Regions from separate parts of the Homo sapiens genome. Here region 2 is linked to region 1. Evidence: chromatin loops called from intact Hi-C (ENCODE). Cell type or tissue: MCF 10A. All regions are shown on one strand. Links, peaks and the distances in the headings refer to the core of each region. The heading gives the core; the rest is flanking DNA.

Region 1 (2,925 bases), core at 147-2,646:
GAACCCAGCTGGGGTTGCCGACTGAAACATCTACACTTGGCCTCTCCATGAAGCTGCTTGGACTTCCTCTCAACATGGTGGCCAATTCCAAGAGCTTGTGTCCAAAGACAACTTGATAGAAGCTGTGTTGCTTTTTATGGACAAGTCTTGGAAGTCACACAGTGTGACCTCCACCATGATCACAAGCCTGCCAAAACTCAGAAGAAGAGAACTGAGACCCACCTGTCAATGAGAGGAGTATCAAAGTTATGCTACAAGAAGGGGATATAGGAAGGGAGATATTATTGCAACCAGTTTTGGAAAATACCATCTTTAATATTGAAGTGATCAAATTGTGATGAGCATCTGGTATCTAATAATATTTTTCCTGGGTCACTTTATTTTTGATAGATACTATTTTAAATTACTTAAACTACCCCCTCTCATAAAAAGATGAAGAGAGGGATTTATTAGTTGATTTGTTTGCACTCCCGCTCTGCCCACACAGCCTTTCTCCCTGGAACACCCTTTTAGAACCGATGCCATAGGGCTTGGCAGAGTGGGAGAGGCAGGTGTCAGATTAGCACAGTGGATTCTCTTTAGAGGTCAGGGAAGGGCAAAGACTGTGAATATTCTTATCTTTTTTTTTTTTTTTTTTTTTTTTGGTGGGGCAGGGACAGGGTCTCACTCTGTCACCCAGGCGGGAGTGCAGTGGCATGATCTTGACTCACTGCAAGCTCCACTTCCCAGGTTCAAACCATCCTCCCACCTCACACTCCTGAGTAGCTGGGACCACAGACATATGCCACCATACCTGGCTATGAATATTCTTACCTTAATAGTAAAGTTGATTTTAAATGCACATATGCGTATACATGCTAAGTTTCTTTCTTTTCTCATTGGATCTTATTCTTGGGAGTATTGAAAAACCTTAGATTCATTTCATGTGTGGCATTATTCTTTTGAACATTCTAATTTATTCTCCCTTTTGAGTAATTGTGATGAGGCTCAGGGCTGTTTGGGAATGTCTCCTTTGTTCATTACTTGGATTTTTTTAAGCGGAAAGTTTATAGTTTGCATTTTAAAAACCATATTAAAAACATCTTCAAAACTGACATCTCATAATCAGGGTATACACACATGGTGACATTCTGACACCTGGCTGAATGAAGTAGCTAGGAGGCAGTATTGTACTATAGTCTGGCAGTTTTTGGCTTGAATCCCAAATGTGCCACTTACTGTTCTGTGGGTTGTGGGGAAGTTATTCAACTTCCTGCAGTCCTGGTTTCTTAATCTGTAAAATGGGGGTAATGATACTTACTTTTTAGTATTGCACTACACCCTAAATAAGACGATAAAAGTGGTTGGCAGCTAAGAAACGATAACTGAATATTGGGGAATTCTAAGAGAAATTCAAGTCTGGGCTCACTCAGTTCTCACTGGAGATGGAGGGCAGGTCAGTATCCACATAAACACTGTTCAGATTTTTATGTCCCTTCCCTGCCTCCAAGGGCTGAGGAAAGGCAGAAAATCAGCTGAAGCCGAAGGCCTTCTTGTTATACTCGTGTGTGGCAGCGGGTGTCCGAATCCCAGCTGTGAAGGATACTTCCTAGATCAACCACTTCCTCACCTCTCATCTCACTCTCCTGTCTGCTTCTCTTTCATGAGACTGGAAACTTCACTGATGTTTCCTGATTATTTCTCAGGGTCGTATATTAAGTGAGGCGGAAGCAAAGCCTCACGGGGAAGGCAGCCCAGGGCTAAAGCACTCATTTGGTGTGGCCTGCCAGCGCCCTGAGCAGACTGTCTCTCCTTTCCTCCCAATCTAATTTAGAGCCAGACCTGTGGTATCACTCCCAGGCCTGCGATGGAGTTGTCAGGAAGGGCAGAGCCGGAATCTGCCCTGCCTTGTAATTAGAGTCTGGTCTCCTGCGCTGTGTTGCAATGAGACACCCACCAGGTCACTGAGAGCCACTGAAAATGGCAAGAAAATCACCATATTGCCTGATATTCTTCTCACTTGCTCTTTTTTTTTCTTTTTTTTTTTTTTTAAGTAAAAAAGCCGTGAAGCCACAGTGAAATCACTGAAAATGTCAACCAAAAACTGCCCATGTCATTTGGCCCTTGTGTGTGTGTGTGTTTTTAATATTAATTATTATATTGATGGCATTCCACCTTTCAAATTAAATCCCTTTCCTCATTATCTTGGTTTGCTGTTATTGTTGTCTGAGTTGAAATGGATTTCATGACAACTCTGAAAAACCAGAGTTGGCTAAATTTAGCTTTAATTAGGCATCATCTTAGCCCCGTGATTATTTCCTCATTTCATTTGGATTCTACTAACTGGAATGCTGAGCGAGGATTTGGCAAGGTTTTCATGCAATTTTCACATAATTCGCCACCACATTTCTTGCAAGCATGGTGATTGTTTTGAACCACAAATGATTTTTGCAGATAGAGCTTTAATCCCCTTTTATAACTCAGAGTTTATTAGGGATCATCAGGCTATGCTCCATAGTTGGCAAGTGCTGCCAAGAGGAAAACCCAAAACAAAATTGCAGGGCATCTCTGCCTCCTCTGGGCCCTCCAGGTGGTGGGCACCTGTGGTGGAGATTGGCTGTTTTGGGTGGGGTGTGCCTGTCACTTCTGCACAGAGGAATTTCCACCTTTATCCAAATAATGTTGTGGAAAGTGGATCTTTGCAGACTTTAGCTGACCCCTCCTTTTCCTAGAGGCAATCAAGCCTCCTGGTTAAGAAGTAAGCTCCAGTCCAGGCATAGTGACTCATGCCTGTAATCCTGGCACTTTGGGAGGCCAAGGCAGGTGGATCACTTGAGGTCAGGGGTTCAATACCAGCCTGGCCAACATGGCAAAACCCCATCTTTACTAAATATGCAAAAATTAGCCAGGTGTGGTGGCACACACCTGTAATCCCAGCAACTCAGG
Region 2 (2,925 bases), core at 271-2,770, 1.3 Mb after region 1:
TCAGCACATTTTCCTAGAGTAGCTAGTTAGAAAAGTATATGCATTTTCAAAAATTAAGTGCTATGTGGGTGATGTATGTTTTACTTTAGAGCATTTTAAATAGGAAATCATCCTTCTGAAGGCACAAATTGCTAAGAACTTCATGTCTTTTATTACTAGGAAAACAATGTTCAATTCTAATGGCATTAGGCAGTACGCATCTTAAACGAACCAATGGACAGAACTGAAACTATTACTGACTGTCTTGCATTTTGCCATATGAATACACTTCATAAATGATTTGCTTTGATATCACAAACACACACACACAGGCACATGCACACACACTAGCACGCCACGCCTGCATTGGCAAAATGCTGGACTCAATCTCACAATCTTGCTCGGGCCAAGTTCCGTGCAGTTTTCACAGGAATGCAGACAGCATGAAGACTGCAGCTTAGATCTCCTGTGTTTCAAATTTGTTTTGCCAAAGCATCCCTTCTTTCTCTGTCTATCTCTTTCTCTAATGCATGCACACCTGCATGTTTTTCTCAGGAATGGCAGGCATTTACTGGGATGACAGATTATGCCAGAGGTGCCTTTGGCAGCTTCTCGCCCTCAGGGCAACCATTGCTCTGGCAGCAGTAAGTCAGTGAATAGTACAAGGTCATCCATCCCCCAGGTCCCCCGCCCCTTCTCCTGTGTGGGGCATGTGTTCCAAGGTACACTTCAATGGTTTGACACATGAGGTCATGGAAGGTAGTCTCCAATTTGGGTCCACACCATGTAAGCGAAAGCACCAAAGCAATTGGAGCTACCCATTTGCGGGTGAGATTCCTACTAGAGTACTGCACTGCTACTGAGCCTTCAATTTTGACTATCTTTAGATGTTTTCTCACTTGTGAAGAAAACCTATTAAAAGTGTATTTTTCTGTACTGCAGTGGTTTGTCAGGGTGTCTGCTAAACAAATGGGAACATCCGATTTTACATTTCATTTGAAAACTCTGAGTAGAAAAATCACCCGTGAAGCTGCCTTTCCATAATACAATTAGTGAGAAAAAAACAAACCAAGATGTCAAGCTTAATATTGGCATTGGTCAGAAACAAATTCTCTTATCAGAAAATTTACAGAGGCCCGCTGTAACCCGGAAAAACAGGAAAGGAGTATTGCTTGTCAATATAAATAACCAATCTATGTTAGCAAAACTTGAAGGATTTCTACTCATCTATTGTAGGAGAAAATTAAGTATCTCATCATGACTAACTCATATTTACTAATACATTCTATTGGAATGGCAAAGTAGAAATTTAAAGGCAGAATAGTTTTTAATTTTATTCAGGGAAACATAATACTAAATGTTTGGAAAATGAATACTTGGAAATTCAAGATATTGGGGGGAAGCAAGATGTTTTACTGCCGCCTTGTGGACAATTTAAAAGAACTGAGTTTTTATTTATGCTGGTGGTGAATATGTGAATCTTGGCCAATAATAGAATCAGACAAAAATGGGTACAGGATAGAGGTGGGATATAATCAAATATTAATTATTTAAATTTAGTCAGAAAAAGTATTTTTTTAACCCAAGGAGATCCATAAAGTCTTCAAGTGATTATGCCCTATAGTTCAAGAAATTCTTGACATACTCAAACAGGAGATGGGAGGAAATGCAATGAAATTGAATATTCGGTAATAGAGTTTAACCAGAATCATGTTCTAACTTTTTTTTAAATCCAAGGGGTTCCATGGGCACTACATAATTTTGCCACGATATTCCAAGAAAATTTTAAAAATCTCAGTTAATTATCATAGAATTAAATGCAGCACCGGAGAAGCAGTGATAAGAAAAACTGGACATATTCTGGGGTTCAGTCCAGCATTTTAACTTAGAATGTTTATTTAAACATAACTTGAGTTTATAAACTTGTTTTCTAGGGAGATTTATAGTGCTTTCTGATTTTGGCTGGATTGAAAAAGTCCAGCTTGACTTCCTGCTAAGAACGTGCTTGTGTAAACCACCTTCTTCTTGAATTTTGGCATGAAAAATATATTTTCATTGGACACATTTCTAATCACAAACAAACGTTCAGGTAGGTGCTTAATTTAAACCTAGCTACCAATATCACAGAAATAGCATAATAGAATGTTTCAGCATTCCAACACACCACATAAATTCTTGTTGACAAAGCACTAACAAATGTATTGTAATTTCTAATTTCCCATTGTTCTTCTGTTGGATAAATAATAGAAACGTCTGACCAATCCATTAAGAGAAAGATGGCTTAAGAATTTTGGGTGGTGATTTTAATTTAAAATCGAAAAAGCAAATTTAGATTTGTAATTAAAAACATTTTAAAGCATATCAAGTAATAAGATAAATGGCTCTAAGACTTAGAATACCATTTTCAATAATTTTATAGCCACTATTGAATCATCATATTTTTTTCACTGGCGGGAAAGCACCTTCAGTGAAACCATCTGAAACCAAACAATACATAATCTAAATTTTGCTAAATAATCTAAAATTTAAATTACTTATTTTTTATTATTAAAATACTTTGATCTGAGGGAGGAGAAGTGGATACAGAAAAATAAAAATAAAATAAATATAATGCCACATTCTTACCAAACACTAAGCAACTCTCCATAGGCTACATAGCAGGGTTTAGTGATTTTCCTGATTTTTCTCTTGGTCTGAAACATGACAAACCTTAAGTAAATGTCATTTTCCAAATTCCTATTCCATTTTTGGTGTAGTAGGGAAGGTTTTAAGATCACTGATAAATGTACTGGTCCCCTATTTTTACAACAAAAATTCAGTTCTAAGTTATTTCACAAAGATGTTATTCATGCCATCATCAGTAAGATAGTGATCTTTTATTTTTCGCATTATTGAGTGTTAATTATATGCTATGCACTTCACTTGCATTCTCATAATAGCCTCATC

The links. Hi-C counts contacts between places; a loop is a spot of excess contacts. Peaks named below come from ENCODE experiments on the same cell type or tissue, not always from the same donor. Only the 100,000 strongest peaks of a DNase experiment are listed, where the experiment ranks them.
Region 2: a loop joins it to region 1, with 8 times the contacts of the local background. A loop is called at or near these places in 2 of 110 quality-filtered maps.

What each region holds. Positions count from the first base shown.
Region 1 is chr3:71,857,574-71,860,498 of GRCh38, reverse strand. No RefSeq gene overlaps it. Among named protein-coding and RNA genes, the nearest start is that of PROK2, 74 kb to the right of the region's middle. In MCF 10A, for the core only: a CTCF peak has its summit at 1,174; a DNase peak (open chromatin) is centred at 1,178.
Region 2 is chr3:70,529,734-70,532,658 of GRCh38, reverse strand. No RefSeq gene overlaps it. Among named protein-coding and RNA genes, the nearest start is that of MDFIC2, 220 kb to the right of the region's middle. RefSeq lists an enhancer at 1-34. In MCF 10A, for the core only: a CTCF peak has its summit at 1,405 (motif pointing left); no DNase peak of the experiment used is centred there.